2 separate regions of the Homo sapiens genome follow, and region 2 is linked to region 1. Evidence: read pairs that join two places in POLR2A ChIA-PET (ENCODE). Cell type or tissue: OCI-LY7. All regions are shown on one strand.

The links. Peaks named below come from ENCODE experiments on the same cell type or tissue, not always from the same donor. Only the 100,000 strongest peaks of a DNase experiment are listed, where the experiment ranks them.
Region 2: POLR2A ChIA-PET joins it to region 1 with 6 read pairs; 2 of 35 experiments call an interaction of 5 or more read pairs at or near these places.

What each region holds. Positions count from the first base shown.
Region 1 is chr12:41,435,751-41,439,750 of GRCh38, forward strand. The region is part of intron 3 of PDZRN4 (PDZ domain containing ring finger 4); the gene reads left to right. Among named protein-coding and RNA genes, the nearest start is that of PDZRN4-AS1, 25 kb to the left of the region's middle. In OCI-LY7, CTCF peaks have their summits at 3,589 and 3,796; DNase peaks (open chromatin) are centred at 1,941, 2,411 and 3,601; H3K4me3 peaks cover 2,636 bases; H3K27ac peaks cover 2,491 bases.
Region 2 is chr12:41,532,689-41,536,688 of GRCh38, forward strand. All of the region lies in intron 5 of PDZRN4 (PDZ domain containing ring finger 4), which reads left to right. Among named protein-coding and RNA genes, the nearest start is that of PDZRN4-AS1, 120 kb to the left of the region's middle. In OCI-LY7, no CTCF peak of the experiment used is centred here; no DNase peak of the experiment used is centred here.

The DNA of each region.
Region 1 (4,000 bases):
GCACTCCACTCTGGGCAACAGAGCAAGACTCTGTCTCAAAAAAGTAAAATAAAATAAAATAAAATACAGAGTATGAACATCTGAGAATCAATAATTCTTCCACAACTCAGCAATTTAGAATCCTTCAAAGAAATAGTCAATGTTTGCTTTGAGGATGTGAACTCTAGCATGAGAATACTTCATGGGAAGTGATATAGAGGCTTAGAGAAGTTAAAACTTTCAAAAGCATCAGACATTTATGTTTTACAGTTGCACCTGAGAAGAAGGAGATTGCTTATGTTTGTGGCCACCATGAATTTTTATAAAGGCCACTTCAAATACCTTTTTGAAAACATTCTTTCCATAGAGGAATCAAGTCCTAAAATTAATATCTCCTACAAGTGGTTTCTAATTTGCTAGAAGTCCTGGAGAACTTTTTTCACACACACTGTTCCCAATTATGATGCCACTTTCATGTAGGTCTCTCAGCTTGGCTTTCATCCAGGCTGTTAGGTGAAATTAGGCCCAGAAAATCGGATTATTACATCCCAAGGGAAACAACTGATAAGCAGCAGATGATTGTTCATCTCCTTGCTACTTGCTGGTGTTGAGGTGTTGCTAGTTGCAAAGCCAATTTGTTAACAATTAGTGCTCATTAGAATCATTTCCTGTTATCGATTCTAAACATGTGACAAAGCACTTTTAGGAAACTGGACCCCAAAACGTAGCTATTCGTCAGTGATAAGCAATTAAAAATCTCAAGATCCAGTGTAATTCCTAACCAGAGTCGTCAGTTTCCAAGTAATTATTTTTGCTTTGGAACCCACCTGCTATCCTGTCCGGTTTAAAGATGTGCTGGAACAAGGACATACTTCTTAATTAGCAGAGGGTGTGGATAAGTCAGTGTGGGAACAAAAGGAATTTTCTTTTATTATCTGCTTTAGCTGTTTGTAGTATATCTTTAAGGGACAAAAACTGCCAGCTTGCAATACAACACATGTATTTGCAAGAGTGTGAAATGAAATGCATTACTTCTGTTATCTAAACATCTAAGCTTAGTTTTTAAGTCTCTGTTCACCTTTGATCATTATGAACTCTAAATATAGAATCATAAATGGAGTCATTGTGCATTACATTCAAGTTTAACTATTGCCAGTATCAGCTTTGTAAAATATTATATATGACTTTAATAAAATTAGCATAAATACTATAAGCATTTGAAATTTTTCTTAGAAAAGGCATTGTGTTGATCTACTTTTTGAATACAAATCTACATGCGTTATATGCTACAAATATATACTCAATAGATGGGCCTTCATTATCTAATTAAAATATTAATTATCTGTACAAGTATCATCTGCTAATACTTGCTAAATATTCTTTAGAATTAAGAGAATATCCCTTATTTCCTCCTTAGTAAGTAATGGTCTTTACATATGAACTATTCAGTTATTTTTGTAGTATCAGAATTAAAACTGAATGATGCCCCTGCCTTCTCTTCCTTTTCCATGTCACCCCCCCAAATTTCCTTTGCTTCTGTGTTTATTTTATAAATGTAAATAATTATCCCTACTCATTTTCCCCTAGGTTTAATAATGCTAAAAATATTTCTCCTTCTTGTTGCAGAGCATGGATATGTAAACTAAGTATATTTCTGTTTCTGAATTTCTTATTCCCATATTAAAAGCTTATATCAATGGAGAAATTAAGTGTATGTTTTTTTTCAAATGCCCTATATGCAACCCCTCTATCCTTAATAAACAGAGATGGTATTGACACAAGTGAATTTTGTTTAACCACACTACATTTGCTTCTTAATTAGTGAATATTCATCTGTCATCAGCAGCAGCTATGACACCCCTCCCTGCTAACATGTTCTGTCATAAATAATCAATGAGGCACTATTAATATTCATGAGCTGGAATCTGTGTAGTCATGTGCACTGATGCAGAGACGGGGGAGTGTTGCCATGAACTGACTGGAAACTCTGTGTGTGTATCCGTGAGTGCAAGATACTTAGGGAAAGCGAAGAAGAGCATGCTGCTACACACCACTCTGGCTTACGCTTCCAGCTAACAGCGGTTTGTCTGTGTTTCTGGACTGAAGTGACTGATGAAAAACAGTAGTCAAGTCTGGAGGGTGATTCCCTTTCAGTTCACTTGCCTTTCAGTTCTGGGGAAATTAGAAGATTTGCTCTCTCTCTCTGCTTCTTAGAATGGGCTGCAATTTGTGCACTTTTCAGAAAAGAGAGGAACACTACAAACTGCTGTATGAAGTTTCCCAGGTGAGTGCAGGGTCTGATACCAGCAACTAAGAGCCAGGCTTTGTGTTTGTCTGAAAGACGGTAAATGAATTCTGGCTAGCTTTATTTTTTCTTTCAGTACATTTCAGAATTGAGGGCAGACTTGCTGGTTTGGGGCTTTTAATTTTGGTTTTGGGTGGCAGTTTTCAGCTTCCTTGCCACTCCCCCTTCAGATGACTTCCTGTGGGATTCTTTTTAACATTTTGTGTATCTACTGCCAAGATGTCAGTCACATAACAGGAGTAGCACTGAGATCCATGTCTGTAATATTTTGAGATATCTCTTTCATTTTGGAATACTGTTGACATTTGAAAATCAATTGTATCATTGTCTGCATAAATATTGGGGTTTAATGGGTCTATGATCTCAGTTATTTTCAATAGACAGGAGAAGTTTCCTGCCAAATCCTGTTAGCCATAGGAAATTATTGGATGAATTGAGAATTTGTGCTTTGGTTTAAGAGGAAGACCTAGTAATTTTGTATTACATGAGGAAAAAATATATGCTATGTCCTGGCTGAAACAGGAGATAAAGAAATTCTCTTACCACTTGTTATTGGATCCTTTTTATAAGGTTTTTGTTTGTTTAGCACTAGAAATTAATTTTGAGAGCTTATTACAACAACTGTAGGTGACCTAGAAAAAAGTGTATAAATTTAGATGTCTCTTTTATGTGTATCTGAGGGCTTTTAGGAATACAAATAAGAAAACTAGATCCTGAGCCTTTATAGTTTTAACAGAATTTTCTTAACTTACTGTTTTATTGGGGGAGGTTCCCCTGGGAGTGTATGCTCAAGTTCGAATTTCTTATCTAGCAAAATAAAGTTTATTTCTCCCTTCTTCCAGTTTGTCCCAAAGGTGACACAGTGCTACATTTGTTCTTAGACAAGATTGCTGATGAAGGACGATGCTTGGGATGTTGGTGGCCCATGGCACAGCAGTAGCCAAGTGCCCACTGACTACTGGCTCCCTCAGATTTCCCCCTGACGTGATTCATTTCACAGTGGGCTAATTACAAAGTGGATTTGCTACACATGAAACAGCCTCCTCAGTTGCAATGTTAATGCACATTTTCATGGTAATGTGATCAGAGGCTCATTAGCCAGTTTCCAAAATGATCTTCTGCATTAATTAAATATAAAAATGACTGCTTTATCACCATAGACAGGAAAAAGAAGATTAACATTGTTAATTACACCAGGGGCAATACCTTTTGCTTCATTTTTTAATACAAACTTGCAAGGATAGGCTAAAATAATATTCATTTCCTAGATGAGCTCTCATCCACTTTGACTCATGAAAACAGTCTCTAGGTGGAACACTTTCCTTAGTTTGGTTGTTAGAGTTTGAGTTCTAGTATTGTTTCTCTTTGGGTGGTGGAGGAGCAGAGGAGTGGATTCATCAATCTTTTTATTTAATCTGAATTACTAAATTTATATAAAAGTATAATATGGAGAGCGTGGTAGGTGGCATCCTCCCTGATTATGCCTAGGTTAAGCTGTTTATATTCTACTAAGAAATCCAGCAGGATTACTGCAGCCAGAAAGGACCACTGTATTTGCTAAGAAGCAGGAGCCTTTGTTATGGATTTTTAAAATGCTTGTCTGTGAGTTTTGCCTTCAAGTGCTTCCTAAATCTTGAGAAAATAGATAAGCCATGCTCTTTATTGCCTCTACCTGTACTCCTCCATATATTTATTTTATTTTCTCTACTCCTGAGT
Region 2 (4,000 bases), 97 kb after region 1:
TCTTCCATTTTTGGATTGTATGACCTTGGAAAAATCACTTAACTTCTTTGTGCCTCAGCGTTCTCATATATAAAAAGGGAATATTTATATACCAAACCCTTAGAATTGTTGTGAGGACTAAATGTATTCTAAATTGCTTGTAACACTGCCTAGTACAAATTAAATGTAATGTTTTTGCTATTATTATGTTGAGGAGAACATTTTTCATGAAAGATTAATTCATGCTTGAAAAATATATATATTTTTTGCATTTATTGGGGATAATGGTCTATAACTATACATTAGATCAACCTGTTAATCATATTGTTCAAATCATCTACATGCTAAAGTGTATTGCCTAATTGATCTATCAATTACCATTATGTTAATAGATTTGTCAAAGTCTACTTCTAATTCTGTCATTTTTTTTTCTACAATTCAGGATCATGAATTGAGGTACATCCAAGTTCAGAAATATTTATTTCTTCCTGGTCAGCTTAACTTTTTCTTTTCTTTTTTTTTTTTGAGATGGAGTCTCGCTCTGTCCCCCAGGCTGGAGGGCAGTGGTACGATCTTGGCTCACTGCAACCTCCCCCTCCCGGATTCAAGCAATTCTCCCGCCTCAGCCTCCTGAGTAGCTGGGATTACAGGCGAGTGCCACCACACCTGGCTACTTTTTGTATTTTTAGTAGAAACAGGGTTTCACCATGTTGGTCAGGCTGGTCTTGAACTCCTGACCTTGTGATCCACCTGTCTCAGCCTCCCAAAGTGCTGGGATTACAGGCGTGAGCCACTGAGCCCAGCCTCAGTTTAACTTTTTAAAAAATTTAGTAACCCTCATTATTTATTGTGATGCTGTTTGTCCAAAAGTATTTTTTATTTGAAAATATAGCTATACCAGCTTCTCTAAGTATTTTGTGGCGTATCTTTTACCAATATTTTACTTTCAACTTTTCTGAATTGTGTTTTAGATGTTTTTCTTCTAACTTCCTGAAGCTTCTAATTACAGGTGTTTCCTACGCATTTTTTGTATAGCTGGATTATTATTGCTTTGCAAGTGGTGGTGGTTCTTGTCCACATTTCCATTTTGTCATTTTCTATCTTTTGTTCTATTTACACTTATAATTATTTACTTATAACTATTTACAAATTTGTATTTAATTACATTACATCATACTATGCCTCTCTTGTTTTGCCTTTTCTGTTTCTTCTTCCCTTTTTAAAAATCTTTTATGTGAATTGATTGACTATTTTTCTCATCCAATTTTTTTTCTCTCTGTTGAATTAGAAGTAATATATACTATTTCTATTCTTTTAGTGCTTATCTTAGAAATTTGAGTTTAACAATTTCAAAATTAATTAATTCTTTTACTTTCCTTAAACAATAAAAGGAGTCAGGAACACTTAAATTGTATCCACTCTCTGGCTGATTCATATGTTACCTTCATAAGCATTTAAATTCCTTCTGGCATTATTTTAACTTTTTAAGCTATTATACTCATTATAAGTTGCTATATACATTCCAGATTTGGTTAGATTTTCTTTGCTTTTCGTTCCTTTTTAAACCACAGACCTTCCATCTGAATTTATCTTCTGAATTTGCACATCTCTTTTTAACTTTTTTTTTTATTTTAAGTTCCGGGGTACAAGTGCAGGATGTACAGGTCTGTTACATAGGTAAAGATGTGTCATGGTGGTTTGCTGCACCTATCAACCCAATACCTAGGTATTAAGCCCAGGATGGATTAGCTATTTTTCCTGATGCTCCCCCTTCCCCCTTCCCCTCACTCCTCACAGGCTCTAGTGTGTGTTGTTCCCCTCCCTGTGTCCATGTGTTTTCATTGTTCAGCTCCCACTTATAAGTGAGAATATGCATTGTTTGTTTTTCTGTTCCTGCATTAGTTTGCTGAGGCTAATGGCTTCCAGCTCCATCCATGTACATCTCCTAAAGTTTCCTTTAGTTACAGTCTGCTATTGGCAAAATACTTAGGTTTTTTGTTTGTCTGAAAATATCTTTACTTTACCCTTGTTCCAAAAAGATCTTTTCCCTAGGTATAGAACTCTAGGTTTGCAGATGTTTTGTCTCAGCACAATAAAGATATCTTTCCACCATGTATTTACTGATCCATAATATAAATACAATACATAGTGAAGAAGGTTATTTCTGCATCTGTGGATTAGCACTTTTCATCAGTTACACAATATTCTGTCTTTATCTCCATATTTCCTAACTACTATCTCCTAGTTTTTATTTCTTTGTGTCTTTGTGTGCATTCTAGATAATTCTGTCTAATCTACCTTCTAGTTCACTAATTTCCAGTTGAGTAATTTCCCTCCTCAGGTATGTCCAACCTGTGGTTAAATGCATCCATTAAATTTTCATTTCAATTGTTACAGTTCTAATGTTTATAAATTCTTCTTTCTTCATGTTAGTTATTTTTATACTAACTCTTTACTTATATTTGCAATCCCTTCTCATATTTCTTCTGTTATGTTAAATCTCTGTATATTTCTAATGGCTTTGCAATTATGCAACTACTTTTTTCTGTTGCTGGATCTCACTCATGATGCGTTGTTTCTTTGTGTATTTTGTGAAATTTGACTGTAAGCTCATTTTAACTTTATCTCTGGGACCCTTTGACCTGGGTTTCTGGTTACAAAGTGTGTTTGTTTCTGCCAGACTTCTGAAGATATTACCCTCTTAGGAGTTTTTTAAGCTTAATTATCAGCTTGAACTATTTTAGACACATTCACAAGTTAGTGTGAATTTGAACTGCAAACTTCTGTGAGGTTTCCATAAGGCCCAGTTTATTATTGGTACATTCTCAAGTGAGACTTTTTTCCTTTTCACTCAGGCCAAAATGTATAATAGGCAACTGTTACTGTTTGAATGTGTCCCCCAAAAAGCATGTGTTGGAAATTTAATCTCCCATACTGCAGTATTGGGAGGTGGACCTGATGAGAGGCTATTGGACCATGAGGGCTGTGTTCTCACAAATGCGTTAATGCTCTTACCATGGGAGTGGGTTTGTTATTACAGCAGTGGGTTCATTAAAAAATGGTGCATTTGGTCCCTTTTTCTCTGTCTCTCTTTTGCCCTCTCTTTGCCCTTCCACCGTGGGATGATGCAACATGAGGTTCTTCACCAGATGCTGGCCCCTCCAGCTTAGACTTCCCAGCCCTCCAGAACCATGAGGCAAATAAACTTCTTTTAATTTGTATTATAAATTACCCAGTCTTGATATTCTGTCCTAGCTGTGTAAATGGACTAAGGCAACACTTTTCTTTACAATCCCTTGGGAGGGGTCCTGTGTGTTTCTTGTTCACTAAGAGTATAGCCGTCGGGTTCCCAGCTTCATTCTCGTGGTCTCCTATTAGACTCTATACCATGGGCTTTGTCTCCTGTCCTTCATGCCCTATGAAACTGTCAACATTGAGGCTGAGGTTCACTTAAATCAGTAAATATGCTCAAGGTTAAAATCTACTTCCTTAATTGCTAAAACAGGAAAGCAACCAAGATGTCTTTCAGTAGGTGAATAGATAAATGCACTAGGTTTACCTCTAGACAATGGAATATCATTCAGTGCTGAAAGAAATAAGCTGTCAAGCCATGAAAAAACATGGAGCAAACATAAATACACATTACTAAGTGAAAGAAGCCAGTCTAAAAAGACTACATACTGTATGATTCCAACTACATGGAAAGGCAAAACTACAGAGAAAATAAAAAGATCAGTGGTTTTCAGAGGATATTGTGGCAGAAGGGATGAAAAAGTGTAGCACAGAGGGTTTTCAGGGCAGTGAAACTGTTCCATATGATACTATAATGGTAGATACATGCCATTATACATTTGTCCAAACCCACAGAATGTACAATACCAAGAGTGAACCCTAATATCAACCATGGACTTTGAGAGATGATGATGTGTTAATGTAGTTTTATCAACTATTACAAATATGCTACTCTGGTGGAGGATGTTGATAATAGAAAAGGCTATGTATGTGTGAAAGAAGGATGGAA